2 separate regions of the Homo sapiens genome follow, and region 1 is linked to region 2. A link is a contact called in ENCODE Hi-C or POLR2A ChIA-PET data. All regions are on one chromosome and are shown on one strand. The core of a region is the stretch at or near the end of the contact, and the rest is flanking DNA. Distances in the headings are between cores, read along the strand shown. Region 1 overlaps KSR1 (kinase suppressor of ras 1). Region 2 has its middle 49 kb from the start of MIR4522.

Region 1 (3,851 bases), core at 57-2,556, 290 kb after region 2:
GGATCCGTCATGGAAGATCTGGCCCCTGTGTTCTGTGGGCGAGTGCTTGGGGGAGAACCCCTCCTGTGGGGCTGCTGAGATGTGTGCTGTGCTGGAGGTGGCTTCAGCCCTGCTCCTCTGAGCAGCTGCTTGGGGCATGCTGTTGAGCTCCAGAGAGCACTTCAGCATATAGCCAGCAGCGCCCTGAGGAGCTGCAGTGACAAAGGCCACTGTGGCACTCAAGGCTCAGGTTTGGATGGTGGAGTAACATTGCCTAGGTTCACCTCCCACCCTGGACAGTTACTTTATCTCTCTTTCATCTCCACTTGGGGATAGTAATAACACCCACCTCCCCAGATGAAATGAGTTAGCATTTTATACACTTCTCAAAACAGTCCCTGTTTGTTAAATAAAAATAGGGAACCAGCGTTACCAGCTAGACCACTCGCTCACAGCAGGTTGAACCCAGGACTTCTGCCATCCAGTATGGGGGAAAGAGTGCTGGACAGAACCAGGAGACCGTCCTGGCACTGCCTTCTACTTTGTGTGAGTTTGACTAAGTCGTTGTCCCTCTCTGGGCCTCAGTTTCCTCATCAGTTTTTCATCTATTTCTGTGAGATGACCTTAGGCCCTTCTTGTCTTAGAACATCCAAGGATTTTGTAATTTAAAGGCATTTCAGACATCTGAAGATGGGTCTGGTCCTGCTAATAATCCTCACTGGTTGACGTGGTCCTTAGATGGGGCCAATTGCAAAGGTCAGAGGGCAGGAGATGCAGAGCCCTGTGGGGTTTGCCCGGTTTTTCTCAGTGCGGGTGAGCTATCCTCCACCTGGAGGGTTATGGTAGCTGGGTCACCTGGGAACAGGCCGTGGGAGAACTGGCCTCCTTGGGAATGTGTTGTCCTGCGCGGCAGAGCACTTTCAGGTACGGGCTGCTCTGTGAGGCCACCCTGTGCTCCAGCCCGCAGCACTTGAGACTGACTTGCCCTGAGGTTTGTGTGAGCGAAATCGGGTCTTATGCAACAGTGAGTGCGTGCATCTCCGCTTCGAGCTGTTACATCAGAAAGCTAAACACAGAGAGCCCTTGCAACTGGAGAACTAGCAGGAGGCCCTCGCTCTGGTTCTTTGTCAGCGGGTGGGACGGGGTAGGATGTGGCTTACAGGCAGCTGTGGAGGAGAGGACTGTGCTAGGAAAGAGGTTGGAGCTGGTGGACTCTCTCCCAGGCGCTGCTTTTCCAACAGGCTTTCTGGAAGGTTCTGGCCTCCTTCTGATCAGGTGGCAGAGCATCCCTGGGGCTCCTCACCAGTATTCGTGTGCTCTGGGTCAGTGATGTCTCCATCTGCATCACTGCTGGTGGAGCACAGTGGGAAAGGTCAGCCTTCAAACTGTGGAAGGTCAGACCCAGCGCCTCAAGCCTGGAGGGGCAGCGTGGGGCATCAGCCTCTTATGAGTTTAAGTTGGCTCTGACACATACCAGCTGGGTGACGTTGGGTTGGCTTCCTGACCCTCTGAGTCCTTTTTTATAAATGAGAACATTTGTACCAAGATGCCCAGCATTGGCCTGATGGACAGTAGGCACCCCAAAAGTCTCAGTCATTTAAGGAAGTAATGTAGCCCATGGTTAAGAGCATGGGCTGAGCAGCTGAACTTCCTGGGTTCAGTTTCTTGCTCTGCCACTTACTAGCCGCATGACATGGGACTGTTCCTCATCCTCAGTTTACGCCTCTGTACAATGGGGATAGTTGTGATAGGGCGTCTCTCACAGGTTTGTTGCAAGGATTAAGTGAGTTAATTCAGTTGTCCCTTGGTATCCATGGGGGAGTGGTCCCAGGAACCCCTGAGGATACCAAAATCCACAGATTCTCAAGCCCCCTTAGTACAGATGCAGATGCAACCATTCTTTTTTTTTTTTTTAAGATGGAGTATCACTCTGTCACCAGGCTGGAGTGCAGTGGCATAATCTTGGCTCACTGCAACCTCTGCCTCCCGGGTTCATGCAATTCTCCTGCCTCAGCCTCCCGAGTAGCTGGGACTACAGATGCACACCACCATGCCCAGCTAATTGTTGTATTTTTAGTAGAGACAGGGTTTCACCATGTTGGCCAGAATGGTCTCGATCTCTTGACCTTGTGGTCTGCCCGCCTCGGCCTCCCAAAGTGTTGGGATTACAGGTGTGAGCCCCCGCACCCAGCCGCAACCATTCATTTTTTTAAAAAGATTTCTGATCTGCCGTTGAATCTATGGATGCAGAACCCACAGATCCTAAGGGCTGTCTGTACGCATAAAGCACTTAAAGCAGTGTCTAGCGCATAATAGTCACCCTTGTTGGAGTTAGCTGTCATTGTCTAATTTCTTCAATAAGGGTGGTCAGTTGATTTCTTGAGAGCTTGGCAGCATACCGCCTCTCTTTATTTTGAGATGCATCCCCACCCTGTTCAGCTAGAGCTTGTCCAAGGTGACAGGTGCGTGTGCGCACGTGTGTGTGTGTCTTTTTCAGCCATGTCACCACTATCCAGGTCTGGAGAGTAGCTCCCCTTGCAGCCTGGGGGCCAGGCCTCTCCTCGGCTTGCTTCTTCAGGCTGTGTGCATCTTGTTACCCATCCTGGTTTGCCTCCCTCTTCTGCACAGACTGTGCTCAGAGGTTCGTGTTGCACAGTTTGGCTCGGGTGTGCCCAGCTCTTGACCTGAGAATAAAGTAAGGGCCAGGAAAGCCATCCTTTCAGTGTGAGTGTGTTCCAGCCACGCCTGGCCTTGTCTACGTTTGCCCATTTTCAAGGAATACACCAGGGTAGCTTGGGACATGCCATGTAGATGGAGTCATCCAGGAATGTGTTTAAGAATCTTAAAGCAATAAACAAGTCAGACTAACTGCTTTCAAAGAGTACAAGAGACTGGAATTTTCATGATAGAGATGGCTGACAATGAGTGTTAATCTATTATAGCAGGCCTGATGTCTTCAGCAATAGACATCCCCCTCTTCCCCCATTTTGCAGATAAGGAAACTGAGGCAGAGGGTGGTTAAGTAATCTGAGTTAAAGCAGCTAGTCAGTGGCCGAGCTGGGATTTGAACCCGGGTCTGTTGGCCTCTAGGCCCCAGCACCTGACTATCCATCACTATACTGCCCCTGGCTGGCATTCCTGGGATTATACAGCAGCGGCATCCTGTTGCCTGAGCCCTTTCTCATCCCCCGCTAATGATAGTGCTAGTAATGTGAGTCCAGTTACAGCTGTGTTGCCTGAGGTGCACAGGGCCTAGGGGGATAACTGCGTTGTCTTTAGCCATTGCTTGTTAGAGAAGGTGGTCTTGCCTTCTTTCTCCCTCCCAGAGCTGATGTCACCTAAACCCTGCTGCAATATTATTCCTGGGTTTCAGGTCTGATTTTTATGTCCCCTACATCCCATATCTCCTTCCTCTGACCAGACAAAATGGTCCCTCAGGAAAAGAGCTTTGAAGATTATTTAGTGGAGATGGCTGTGGCTAATCAGTGACCTTCTCAGATCGCTTAGGAAAAGCGTGTGGATGTCCTTGTCAGGGCTTTCTTCCCTGAGAGGCATCTGAGAAGTCCCTGGGGTCACAGCTGGGAGTGACCCTGGGTGGGACTCAGTGTTTCAGGGGTGCTTGGTTTTAATCTATGAATTTAAAATCATGCTTTCCTGGGTGGGAGTTGGGGTGGGCAGTGGTTGTGAAGCTGGCGCCACAACATAGGATGGTGTGTAGCCTTGGCCATGTGCCTTTACCCCTGAGCCTTGGTTTGCAGTGAGGATCAGATGAGGTGCTGTCTTGCCAGAGCGCTCCGTAAACTCTGTAGTGCTGTGACTGAGTGTGAGGTGCTGCGACCAAGTATCCATAAGATACACAATCATCACATTGG
Region 2 (3,797 bases), core at 572-3,071:
ATGAGTTAGAGTATTAAATGGCATGTGGGAACCTGAATGAGGTCACTCACTCAAGGCCACTCACAGCCACTCAGAGCCAGGATTCAAGCCCCAAAGAGATTGAATGGGCTTGTTCTATAAACCACCCACCTGCCATAAGTAAAAGGGACACCTTTCATAAGTGGTATCAAGACAGAATTCCTAACCCCCAGTCCCCAGGTATAGTTCGAATGCACATTATTGTAATCCCTCTATTGCAAAGTCCTGGTTCTTGGACTTTTAAAGCTGGGACATAGCTGAGTCTGGGGCTGGAAACCAGGACTGGCAGGTGCAATAAAAGTAATAGTCCATCAAGCTTTGTTGCTTGAACTATGGTTACCATAAGTAATTACAGGAAAAATAAACAAAAACACTCCATGAAGCTGAAGTAGTAAAATGAGACTCCAGCTTCGAGAACAGACACGGTATTAAAATTGGGGCATCTTTGGGTCTGGCATCTCCACCCAGGCCATTTGACATGTGAGAAAATCTCGAGAGGTGAAGTGACTTGCCTGAGGTCACTGGGTTGATTTTGACAAAATGAAGATCAATATGCCTGTTTCCTATTCTGAGTTAGTCACTGTCCACAGCACCGCCTTCCCCACCACCAAGGGGAAGAGAGGCTGCAGGACAAGGTGAGCGCACCCATGTCCTTCCTGAGATGAGGCCTGTGCACTCTTGAAGTATTCTCTGACTTCAAGGGAGAACCAGTGGGAACGTCAGGCTTGGAAGACCAAGTCAGGGACTCAATTACGGCCTCACTGTCATTGTTTCTAGCTACAAACTATAAACACCGACTGCCTGAATGGAGAAGAAAATGTATCAGAAGGTAAACAGGCAGCTCACAGAACCACCACAAGACCCTAAAACTAGGTTTAAAGCTGCACAGTCAGGGACAACACCCCCCGACGGAACCCAAACCCTATGTGCCGAGAAACCTCGATGTGTCCCCAGCCGGCTCAGCGGCCCCTGCTGTGCCAGGAATTCAGATGTGCTGCACTGCCGACCATCCACAGTGGACATTCTCGGGAGTCCTGGCCTCCCTCAGAACCCCCACGCTCCCCTAAGGTCTGGCACAGGCCCCTCTGGTTGGCCAGCCCTCGTCACATGCGCTGGCTGTAGTTGCAAAAGGGAGGCTGAGAAAGGGGAAACGGAACATTTCCGTTTCTCTAGTAGAAGGTGAGGACCTCCTCCCGATCCAATCATAAAGTAGGAGTCCCCCAAACATGAGAAAGGAGTTCAAATGCCCAGTGGCTCCAAAAAGAAGATAAATGTCCTCCACCTGTTGGAAGTGGGGCATAAAGAAGATGGATGAGTCCTAGAGGAGGAAGGGAGAGGAGACCCTCCACAGAGCAGGGGCAGCTGAGTCTGTTAAGTGAAATTTGACTTAGTGGTGCAGGAACATGACGCATGAGGCATAACTCCACTATCCCAATAGCACAGGGCTAGGGTTGCCAGATGAAAGTCACATGCTTGGGGAATTGCAACACAGGAAGAGAAATTGAGCAATGAAGAGAAATTGAGAAATGAAGTCTCCGTACATTAAAGAGGAAGGGAAGGCTAATCTCTTCCTACCCTGGTTAAGAAAGAATTTGAATGGAGAAGAGGAGGAAAGGAGGCTGATTTGCATTAAGCACCTACTATTTTTGAGCACCAGGCCCTGAAATGTGGCTGGCGTGATCTCCTTTAATGTGGAGAAACAGAAACAGTACAATCTTGATAATTTGGGGATTTGGGAAAAGACTCCTTTCCCGTATGTTTCTTCCGTTAGTGTTACAGCCTCCTGGCCTCTCCCCTTCCTGCAAGCCCCTCCTGGAAAGAGGAGGTGATTGTGAGCTGCAGAGGGCAGTGTAAGCCTGGCTCTGCCTGCCTCCTGCTTTCCCTTGGGTGGGGCCTCCCATCGGCAGCTGGCGAGCACAGCTGTCATGCAGCCAGCCCTGCAGTGAGGCCCGCATGTCTGAGTCCTGCCTATGACCAGGCAGGTGGGTCTAATTCTGGGTATGACATTAGGATGTTGGTTGTTGCCTGGTTCATCTAAGCCACACCCTCAATCCGGGCCTTTATCAGCAATGAGGGTGATACTGCAATCCATACCTATCTTACTCCTTTATGTCTCAATAGTTTAGAACTCACACTGAGGAAAAGGGATGCTCCTTACCAATCCCCCTTCTCAAATCTCACCAGTAATTTCTGATAGGATTAGCACAGCATTTGACAAATATTAAAGGATTCAATTTTTAATCATCCTAGGAAGCAGGGCTCTTAACTTGAGATTTGGGGATGGACTTCAGAGCATGGGACATTCATTTATTCATTATTTTTCTTTTCTTTTCTTTTCTTTTTTGAGACAGGGTCTTGCTCTGTTGCCCAGTCTGGAGTGCAGCAATGCAATGACAGCTCACTGCAGTGTTGACCTCTTGGGCTAAATTGATCCTCCCACCTCAGCCTCCTGAGTAGCTGGGACCACAGACATGCCACCATACTCACCCCCTCTACCATAAAGTCTGAGGGAAAATTACTTTCTCTCCAAGACATTCTTGCAGCTGAAAATGTTACATAACATAGTTGGCCAATGAAGTATAAGCCAAAGAATTCTGGGAGCTTCTGGAAAAATTTTGCTTCCTTGATTGGAGCTGTGATTCTTTTTTTTTTTTTTTTTTTTTTTTTTTTGAGACAGAGTTTTGCTCTATTGCCCAGGCTGCAGCGTCAGCTCACTGCAACCTCTGCCTCCCAGGTTCAAGGTATTCTCCCACCTCAGCCTCCTGAGTAGCTGGGATTACAGGTGCCCACCACCATACCCAGCTAATTTTTTGTATTTTTAGTAGAGACAATCTTTCACCATGTTGGCCAGGCTGGTCTCAAACTGCTGACCTCAGGTGATCCACCCACCTCAGCCTCCCAAAGTGCTGGGACCAGCCACTGTGCCTGGCCAATGTCATTAATTTCTTATGTGTCCTTTCAGAGATACTTTATTTGGACACAAGCAATTACAAATACAGTTGACCCTCTGTATCCACAGCCTCTGTATCTGCAAGTTCTGTGTTCATGGATTCACTCAATTGCAGATCAAAACATATTGAAAAAAACAATAAAAATAGTAGTACAATAGTAAAAAATACAAATACAAATAAATAATACAAATAAAAATAAAAATAGTAAAAAATAATACAAATAAAAATATCATAAGTAATCTAGAAATGATTTAAAGTATACAGTAGGATGTGCAAATACTATGCCATTTTATATAAGGGACTTGAGCATCTTTAGATACTGGTATCTGCAGGGGTCCTGGAACTAATGCCCTGTGAATATGGAGGGATGATGACTGTATATGTATCTTTTGCCTCCTTTTAGACAAATAGTAGAATACTATACACACTGTTCTGCATCTTGCTTTTTTTCACTTAAAAACACATCTTGGTGACAATTCCATATCAGTACTTAAAGCATGCCAAACTCTTTTTAGCATCAGCATACTATTCCACTGTGTGACTGGAGCATAATTAATTTAACCAATTCCCTACCATGGGATGTATATGTTATTTGGAATCTTTTTTAAAGGATAGAATCCAGCTCAAGAACTTCTAGCCATGCAAGTGACTCAAAGCTTTAATGCAGAGTAACTTTAGGCAAGTTGCTTAACCTCTCTGAGGTTAAGTGTTTCTTATCTTCCTTCCCACCACAATGGCTCCCCAGAGCCCATCACTGCCCTGGGGAAGTGCTTTTATATTTCCAGCCCCACACAGTAGCATCCACCTTCATCTGGGGAGTGGGGGTCG

The links. Hi-C counts contacts between places; a loop is a spot of excess contacts on that map. ChIA-PET counts read pairs that join two places held with the same protein, here RNA polymerase II (POLR2A). Pooled maps may share reads with other maps.
Region 1: a loop to region 2 is called in a pooled map, with 3 times the contacts of the local background. The contact joins two enhancer-like sites. A Hi-C loop is called at or near these places in 6 of 37 single-sample maps with no recorded cell type and 7 of 50 pooled maps. POLR2A ChIA-PET finds 5 or more read pairs at or near these places in 1 of 52 experiments (activated CD4-positive, alpha-beta T cell).

What each region holds. Positions count from the first base shown.
Region 1 is chr17:27,531,510-27,535,360 of GRCh38, forward strand. All of the region lies in intron 1 of KSR1 (kinase suppressor of ras 1), which reads left to right. Among named protein-coding and RNA genes, the nearest start is that of KSR1, 77 kb to the left of the region's middle. RefSeq lists a silencer at 1,382-1,567. Within about 2 kb of position 1,307, at least 16 of the 41 ENCODE cell types and tissues checked have a DNase peak (open chromatin) inside an H3K27ac peak, as active enhancers do.
Region 2 is chr17:27,243,575-27,247,371 of GRCh38, forward strand. No RefSeq gene overlaps it. Among named protein-coding and RNA genes, the nearest start is that of MIR4522, 49 kb to the right of the region's middle. Within about 2 kb of position 1,822, at least 33 of the 41 ENCODE cell types and tissues checked have a DNase peak (open chromatin) inside an H3K27ac peak, as active enhancers do.